Linked DNA regions of Homo sapiens: region 1 is linked to region 2. A link is a contact called in ENCODE Hi-C or POLR2A ChIA-PET data. All regions are on one chromosome and are shown on one strand. The core of a region is the stretch at or near the end of the contact, and the rest is flanking DNA. Distances in the headings are between cores, read along the strand shown.

What was found. Hi-C counts contacts between places; a loop is a spot of excess contacts on that map. ChIA-PET counts read pairs that join two places held with the same protein, here RNA polymerase II (POLR2A). Pooled maps may share reads with other maps.
Region 1: a map of PC-3 shows a loop between it and region 2 (9-fold over the local background). The contact joins the promoter of TMEM17 here to the enhancer-like site in region 2. A Hi-C loop is called at or near these places in 7 of 168 maps with a recorded cell type or tissue (Caco-2, Calu3, MCF 10A and 4 more) and 3 of 50 pooled maps. POLR2A ChIA-PET finds 5 or more read pairs at or near these places in 13 of 52 experiments (A549, AG04450, BJ and 10 more).

What each region holds. Positions count from the first base shown.
Region 1 is chr2:62,503,649-62,508,005 of GRCh38, reverse strand. TMEM17 (transmembrane protein 17) reads left to right here and starts at 1,811. Exons shown (of 4, transcript NM_198276.3): 1 at 1,811-1,976. The coding sequence starts at 1,877. It also overlaps the pseudogene RPL37P13. RefSeq lists silencers at 1,631-1,900, 2,111-2,280, 2,618-2,912.
Region 2 is chr2:62,575,734-62,580,241 of GRCh38, reverse strand. No RefSeq gene overlaps it. Among named protein-coding and RNA genes, the nearest start is that of TMEM17, 72 kb to the right of the region's middle. RefSeq lists an enhancer at 1,265-2,464. Within about 2 kb of position 1,266, at least 9 of the 41 ENCODE cell types and tissues checked have a DNase peak (open chromatin) inside an H3K27ac peak, as active enhancers do; they include HCT116, PC-3, PC-9 and 2 more, where a contact is called at or near this core.

The DNA.
Region 1 (4,357 bases), core at 562-3,061, 73 kb after region 2:
ACACTCATCAACAGTAGAATGAGTAAGCTTATTGTGGTATGATCACAAAGAGCAAGGCAAAAGAATCTACACTCAATGACATGAAGGAATTTCATGAAAGTAATGTTGAAGACAAAGCCAGTTTTTTAAAAAAGTACTTACAGTATGATTGCTTTTATATAAATATGCAAAACAGAAGCAAGATGACAAAGGGAGTGTCATCATCTAGAAAGTGGTGCGATAAGATGCACAGCTAGTGCTGCCCTGTGACTCTAACTCCTTCAAAAGTCCGCCTGTGGCAAACGCGGCTACCCTCCCAAGCCAAGATAAAGTATAATTGGAGTGCCGAGGCTAAAAAATATACCAGTGGGACTGGTCGAATGAGGCACTTAAAAATTGTGTACAGCAGGTTAAGGCATGGATTTTTTAAAGGAATGCCACCTAAACCCAAGAGGACAGCTGCTGCAGCATCCAGTTCATCTTAAGAATTTCAGGCCAGGTACGGTGGCTCACACCTGTAATCCCAGCACTTTGGGAGGCCAAGGCGGGTGGATCACTTGAGGTCAGGAGTTCGAGACCAGCCTGGCCAACATGGCGAAACCCTGTCTCTACTAAAAATACAATAATTAGCCGAGTGTGGTGGCGGGCACCTGTAATCCCAGCCACTCGGTAGGCTGAGGCAGGAGAATCACTTGAACCCAGGAGGCGGAGGTTGCAGTGAGCCGAGATTGTGCCATTGCACTCCAGCCTGGGTGACAGAGCAAGATTCTGTCTAAAAAAAAAAAAAAAAAAAAAAATTTTAGATTAGTCACACAATAAATGTTCTGATTTAAAAAAAAAAAGGCAAAACTCTCCTTTGCTGTTAGAATTCAGGAAAGGTCAGTTATGAGTGAGGAGTGGGTTTAGTGACTGAAAGGAAATAGGAAGGGGGAGTTTCTGGGAATATTGTAAAGTTTCTTGAACAGGGTGCTGATTACACATACAGATTTCAGTCTATGTATATATATTACACTTATTTCTTAAGTAATATATATTACTTACAAAAGGTGTACAATTTTTCTGTATGTGTATTACACTTAGTTTTTTTTAAGTAATATATCTTGAGAGAAAGCTAGAAAATAAGACGTTTAAAAATTTTTGAATCACCTACAATCCCACTATCCAGTGAAAACGACTGTTAACATTTTGGACTTTTTTCCAGTTCTTTTTTTCAAGCCAGTGTGCACACGCTCTCTCCTCCCCTCCACTCATACACATAAATTTTGCTAAATTAGGTTCATTCTCATTTAGTTTTATTTCTGCTGTATTTTTACATAAAGTTAAACTATACCATTCAATATCCTTTGCAAGCATTTTATAAGCAGCTGAAACATACTCCATTGAATGTATGTGCTCCAGTACATTTAATCAGTTGCCCATTGCTGTTTTCTTATTAAAAAATAATCAGTCACATGATGTCTCTCTCTCTCACACACACCCCTACACCTCTAGACATTCTTTAAGCTCTGCATTCGTTCTCTATTTCTCTCCAGAAAGGTTGTACCGATTTACAGTTCCACTGGCAAATGTGAGGGCTCCTTGTATCGCAGTCCAACCCCAGCTCATTTCTTAGTATAGGTTTGTTTTTAGGATGGTCGAGCTCAAAGCAGAACTAAGGGATCTGCCGTTTTGTACACGGCCGAGGCGCGCGGCTCCCTGGGCCTGGAACGCGCTCTGAGCGCGCCGGTCCCTTCCAGGTTGCGCGGGCTCCGGACGAGACCCAGCCCAGCCGGGCAGCCCCGCGCGCTCCCGGGTCCCGCCGGCCTCGCGCCGCCCGGTTGCCGTGGGAACCACGGAGCCTCGGAGCGCCCGCAGACTAGCCCGTGTCTGAGGGGGTGAGGGATACTGAGGCCCAGGCATGGAGCTGCCGGATCCGGTGCGCCAGCGGCTGGGAAACTTCAGCCGGGCCGTGTTCAGTGATTCCAATCGGACCGGTCCAGAGTCCAATGAGGGTCCGGGTGAGTGACCGAGGCCCGGTGCAGGGGGTGTGGCCTGCCGAGGGCTTGGCGTGGATTTTGGAGCGTCCAGAATTTGCCCGTACCTAAAATGGCGATGTCGCCTTCAGCCAGTTCTCCGCAGTGCGGGAGAGCGCCTTGGAGGAGGGGCCGGGCCGGACAGGGAGCTGAGGCGCTGGCGGCCTCCCGCCCCCGGCCGGGCCTGGTCTCCGCGTGGTGCTCCCTGGCCAGCTTGTTGCAAGCGCGGCAGCTGACGTGGGGCCGATCTCTGTGCCGCGCAAGGCCCATCATTGTCCCGGAGAAACCCCAAAAATAAAAAGATAAAAGCCGCCCTTGCTGCACAGGCTGGTCCCCCGCGCGCCGCGAGAGCGAAGGCCCAAGTTGTTTTGCCTCTGCGGCGCCCGCCCCGGCTTTTCTGTCCAGGATGACGAGGAATAGCCCAAGCAATCCCACCTCCCCCGTCCCCACCCCCACCCCAGGGAACAAATTTGCCTTTTCCCTTTTCCTAGCAGAACAAGTATGTTCCTAAGCAAGGCCATTTTCTCGTAGAAGACATTAAAAAAAAAAGTTAATGAGTCCTTTCAAACCACCATCCACTCCCACTGGCATGTGCCATACTAGCCGGGCGTTCAACAAAACTCACCCCTTCCCTGCCTTCTCCTCCTCCCCTATATGTAACTCTTATCATAAGGTAACAAAATACCATGATGCTTCTGCGTCCTTTAACTTGATGTCAAGTGATAACACAGTTTCCTCCAGAACAGTTTCCTCCTCCTACATCATGATGGTAGACAACACACTGTCAACCAAACCCATGTGGTTTTCATCATTCAACTCTGCTGGGAAATATCAATCTTTTCCTCTGCTTGGTTTTAGAGAATTTTTAAAAGGGACAGAGAAAAGTAAAGGCAGTTCCCAAAGCTGCATTTTGTCACCTTGATCACTTGCCTATTTCCCAAATGTAGGCCTTTATGATTTAGGATGTACAGAGAAAAATGTGAAAAAAATAGGTTTTCACGTTTCTGGTTCCAAGGATGAGGCTTAATGAGCACTAACGTCTGATAATACAAGGTAAAAAGACGTTTTCTGAAAAGGACCAGATAGTAAATATTTTAGACTTTGTAGGCCATATGGTCTCCACGGCAGCCATTGACAATAGTTATTGAATAGGCAGGGCTGTGTTCCAATAAAACTTTATGGACACTGAAATTTGTATTTCATATGGATTTCACGTGTGGAAAAAATATTACTTTTTTAACCATTTAAACGTGAAAAAACATTTTTAGCTCATTGACTGTACAAAAACAGGCAGCTGGCCAGTTGTTTACCTATCCCTGATTTATATTGTATGTTTTAATTTAAATTCCATTTACAGAACTCAACTTGAACTTTTGCAAAATTTAGTAAGTTTATGTCTTACGCTTTTAAGGTTCATTTACATATTAATTTGATTTTCATTTCCATGATTATAAGTTTGATCTGCTGAAATATGGACATAGCATAACCTTTAAGATGTTAACACACAATACTTCTAACATGAAAACCATTCTTTGCAAAATTTGACTACAGTTTCTTCTCAAAGGTACTGAAATGTTCAGCTTGCCCAATTTATTATTCTTTCCCAAATTTTCTTCTTTGTGGATTGGAAGTAGGTTTGATTATTTGTACTGTAATAACAAGTTTATGTCATTACCATGTCCGCAGCTTTGTACTGTTGCTATCGAAAAGATCCTAGGCTGGTGAGTTGTCTTCAGATTTAACAGATTTTAAGAATTCATTCCTTTATCAGTGGTAATTTAATAAACAGTTGCAAGCAAAAGTAGATCATAATAATCAGGCATATTCTTGGAGCTAAAAGAAACTATTTTGCTGTGAGAGACCATGACTATTTCTTATATTTTAAAATAATTAAGTGACAGATAAAAACACTCAGCTATGGAGAAAAGGAGAAAATAATGTTTTTAAGACATTTATTTTAGAGCCTTTAAAATCTTACGTGTACAGCAACTGATTTCAATATATGTGTCTGCTCTTAAGAATTTAGTCAAATTTAGGATGTATTTTGTAGGGCTCAATTTTAAAAATCAAATTCTTAATCTAGGACCCTGCTCTCTTACATAAAAGCAGAAAGTGTTATGGAATCAACCTTAGGTAAATGGAACTCATGTATCACAAATGGCTATGCTAGTAATGTCCTTATGACAGTATACTTTCATTAATTCATTCTTATGTGTATTTGATATTCACTGCGTGGAAAGCAAGATGCTAGATTCTATGAGGGTCTCAAATTAGGGTAGGACATGGTGTGTGCTTGCAATGAGCCTGTAGATAAGTAGAAGAGAAGAAGGAAAGAGGACTAATATTTGTTGAGTGCCTACTAAGTG
Region 2 (4,508 bases), core at 17-2,516:
TTGTGTTCTAGTAGCAGCTCTCAACTGAGATCAGGAAAAACGGCTTCCACATTTGTGTGTCTGGTAACCATCCTCACAAGTCAGGTACCTTATTTCCAAAGGTAGGTCTTGTCAATCGTTTTCTAGAGGGAAAAGCAGTAAGTCCTAACTCTTCTAAATAGGTTCACTATAATTTTTGCATGTTTAAAATAAGGTTTTCCCTAAAACCCAGAAACCATTATTGAGAAACAGCATAAATAGTGTAAGATTGATTCTCAGAGGCTCCAGAAATAAAACATGCTTCTATGTAGTGGACACTAACGATTGTCTGAGAAGCCTACCCTTTCTGAGTACTGTCCTTCTCTTCCACATTTGAACCATATGTTAAAAGTGATGGGATCCTGGCAGATATTCTGTTCAACATGATCCTGCCTCTAAGACAGAGCAGATTGGATCAGAGCTGGGCAGGAGTCTGAGCAAGGCTGGGCAAGAGTCTCTTCCCTAGGAATTCAGAGTTTGAACCCATAGAAACAACCTCAGGAAACAAGTAGTTTGGACTAATTGGTCTGGGTTTTCTGCTGATTGGAGATGTGACTGAGATTGTTAGTGCTCACTAACTTCCCAATGCTCATCTCATTTCCCAGTTTTCCTTGCAGTTAGGTTGAGGCCATGTGACTAAGTTCTGGCCAATGGGAAATAGACAGAAGTGATTATGAGATCATTTTAGGCCTAACTGTTGAAAATATTTCTCATCTCTTTTCACTTTCTGTTTCCCTGCCACAGTGACCTCGGAGGCCACGTGTTCCAAATGGTATAGTGATAGGATGGAGAAGTGCTGCTCAGCCCATGGAAAATTGTGACACGAGTTAGGAAGAACATCTTCATGGTTTAGGATTTCTTTTTTTCCTTTGAGACAGAGTCTTACTCCGTCTTACCCAAGCTTGAGTGCAGTGGCATGATCTCAGCTAGCTGCAACCTCTTCTTCCTGGGTTCATGCAATTCTCATGACTCAGCCTCCCAAGTAGCTGAAATTACAGGTATGCTCCACCATGCCTGGCTAATTTTTAGATGGGGTGTCACCATGTTGGCCAGGCTGGTCTCAAACTCTTGATCTCAATTGATCCGCCAGCTTCGGCCTCCCAAAGCGCTGGGATTACAGGTGTGAGCCATCACACCCAGCCAGGATTTATTTCTTATTTCAACATAACCTAGACTATCATGACTAACAAAACAAACACAGGAGTGGCTGTGTTGCACTGAGAAGCAAAGAAAAGTTGATTTACAAAGAGGAATAAAGATGATGTACATGCACAAAGGGGAGCAGAGTTAAGAAAGAGTCCCTGGGTCCTTCTCATTCCTGGTTCCAACCTCATCTTGAGGGCAAACCACATTTCTCTCCTTGGCTTCTATGACTCTCTTGCATCCCTATAAGTCCCTTTCCTATTAAGCCTGTACACAGAGTTTCTGTCCTTTGCAGCCAAAAGAAGTTACAACTAATATTCCTCTTACCTCAGTGCTTCAGTTTATGTTTTACTCATTTTAACACGAAGACAACTACATTAATAGGCATGGGTTCTGGCTTAGATTTCTAATTCCTTCATGCTTTTATTCTGTTCAGGAATGCCAAGAACTACAGCAAAATCTTGTCCAGATGTGATTCCACAGTACAGTCAGCCCTGAAGACACAATTCCAGAATTACAAATTTTGTCTATTTACCCAAAATGTAAGGTGGATAATCTTTTCAGTTTATTGGTTACAAATGACCAGCTGACAAGTTACTCAGCTTCTGCAATTGTGGTGAAATTCTAGAGCTACCAAGAAAGGGTCACTTGTTCAAGAAGAACAAGCTAAGGAATTGATTGGCTCTTCAGAACTTGTGCCAACTTCCTTTCTGCAGGCGGGCTAAATATTGGATACCTTTGAGAGAAGGGAAGCCATCATCTTAGGAAAAAAACCTCTCTCTGCTGTGAACAAGCTGAATGCAATCACAGAAACTGCAGACAAAAGAGCTTTTGATGACAGATATTGCTGATGCCTGGTGCCTTCAAAGGCATTCCAGGAAAGGTGAAGGAATAATTATGATTAACAATAACTCATGTTTCTTCCAGGATGTTACTCATTGAACCAATGGGTCACTTGAGAAATATGTCAGTGAGTCAGCTCACATCCAATTTGGCAAAAAGATCCTGGGCTCCCAAACTCTTTGCATTGAACTGAGTAAACCCAAATGAATACATTCTGGGGGAGAAGTAAAGGAAGGAGAACTGTGGTGGTAAAAGACAGAGTTGGCTCCTTCAGTCTCCACCTCCACAGTCCCACCCCCATATTTAAGTGGAATGAAATTATCAAGGCCAATGAAGAAAGTCTTGAGCATACCTTTAGAAAAGTTAAAGGACTCAGATGAAGGAAAAATACAGAAACACCACCAGGAAACAAGGAGAGTCTAATAACTCACCACACATCTAAAACAACATGAACTTATAAATTTATATTGCAACTTATACAGTAAGAGCATATACCAAAAGCCAGTTAAAATAATAATGGTTACAAATAAAAAGGAGTTTGGACTGGCTGGTCTAAGGTCTTTTATTCAAAATTCCATGATAAAAGGACTATATAGACTGATGTGGCTCAAGGGCCAAATTGGCTGTTGATGAAATTTTTCCTATGATAATGGCATTGAAATTCATTATTTTACTTTTCACTGCCCTTAGAAGAGTTTATTAAAATATAGGTACAATTTAAAGAAGAATTAAAAGCCCAAAACTGGCCAGGCATGGTGGCTCACGGCTGCAATCCCAGCACTTTGGGAGGCCGAGGCGGGTGGACTGCTTGAGCTCAGGAGTTTGAGATCAGCCTGGACAACATGGCAAAACCCTGTCTCTACCAAAAACACACACAAAAAGTTAGCCAAGCATGGTGGTGCATGCCTGTGATCCCAGCTACTTGGAAGGCTGAGGAGGGAGGATCACTTAAGCCCAGAAGGTGGAGGCTGAAGTGAGCTGAGATCACACCACTGCACTCCAAGCTGGGTGACAGAGTGAGACCTCATCAAAAAAACAACAACAAAAAAAAAACAAAAACAAACAAACAAAGAACCCAAAAAACAAAAAACTGTAAAACCCCATACCCACGTACTCACTACCTAACCTAGTTTAAGAATAAAACATTAACGAGTCCCATGCACCTGCCCCCAAAACCTCTCCTCTGTTCACTTCCCACCCATGGTTATCCAGAGGCTAATATTAATTGGCACTTTTTAAAAATTGGCACTTTCACGTTAATCATTCCCTGCTTTATGGTTTCACCACCTATGTTTACATACCTAAACAATATATTCTTTAGTTTTGAAAATTTAGTAGCTGTGTAAAAAAATATCAAAGTTCTATTAGTTGAAACCTCAGGCATGAATGCAACAGAATTTCTCGGCATCAGCTTCTTTAAGCATTTACAGGAGCCCTTTCTGGGGAAGTTAGTGGCCAAGGTCATACACCAGTCCTAGGAAACACAGGGCTCCATGCAGTCTGAGCACCTGGCAATGTTCTCAGGTGAGCCTGGTATTGAAGTCAGGCAGAAATAAAGTCAGAGGGTAGGGGATGCTATTTTCTAACTCACCTCCAGCTCTCAGATGTAGGTTTAAGCACAATCTTTGGTGAGATGCAATGAATGTCCTCAACTGATGCAAGCAGCAGGGTATGGAATAGAGAGCTGGAGCTTTTTCAGCAAAAGGTCATGACACAGTAAGAATCTGGACAAGCTCACTCAAGCATTCTATCCTGGGGTTGAAAAAGAGAGTAAAATAGCAGTGAAAACTTGGCTATGAAGGTCACCAACGTGTCTGTCTCTTGAGTCTCATGCTCCTCTCTGAAACAGTTGCCCTCTGTCTGTTGATAGCTGTCCTGGAATCTCTCTTCACTGTCCTTATGAGGATTCCTTTTGCCTTTCACCTGGGATGGATCATGTACTTATTGTATCCAAGATCAGACCACACAATTTGTGGGGCCCAGTGCAAAATGAAAACCTGGGGTCCCTTGTTAAAAAATTATAAGAATTTCAAGATGACAACAGCAGAGCATTAAACCAAGTATGGGGTCCTTCTATGTGCAGTATCCTGTGTGAGTATATGGGGTGATATCCACAAAGACAGCCCTGTCTATATCTCATGTCTCCCTCTTTCCTAGTTTACTTTTTTTGGTGGAACACATTCCCCAGTAGTTTGAGAAAGGGTGCATGTGAAATAAGTTTTTGAGGCTTAAATGTCTGAAAATGTCATTGTTCTGTCCTCATTCTTGAATGTGAGCCACTTTATTGTTTAACACTGCATTCTGAATATTGCTCCCTGGAATTGTACAATTCGGTAGCCCTGTTTGATTGATGGTTTGGCTGGGTATAAAGTTCTAGCTTTGAAATAATTTTCCTTCAGTATTTTAAAGGTATTGCTCCCTTGTCTTGTTTATAGTACATTGCTGAGAGTCTGAAATTATTTGGATTCTTAACTTTGTGTGACTTGTTTATGCCTTTCTAGAAG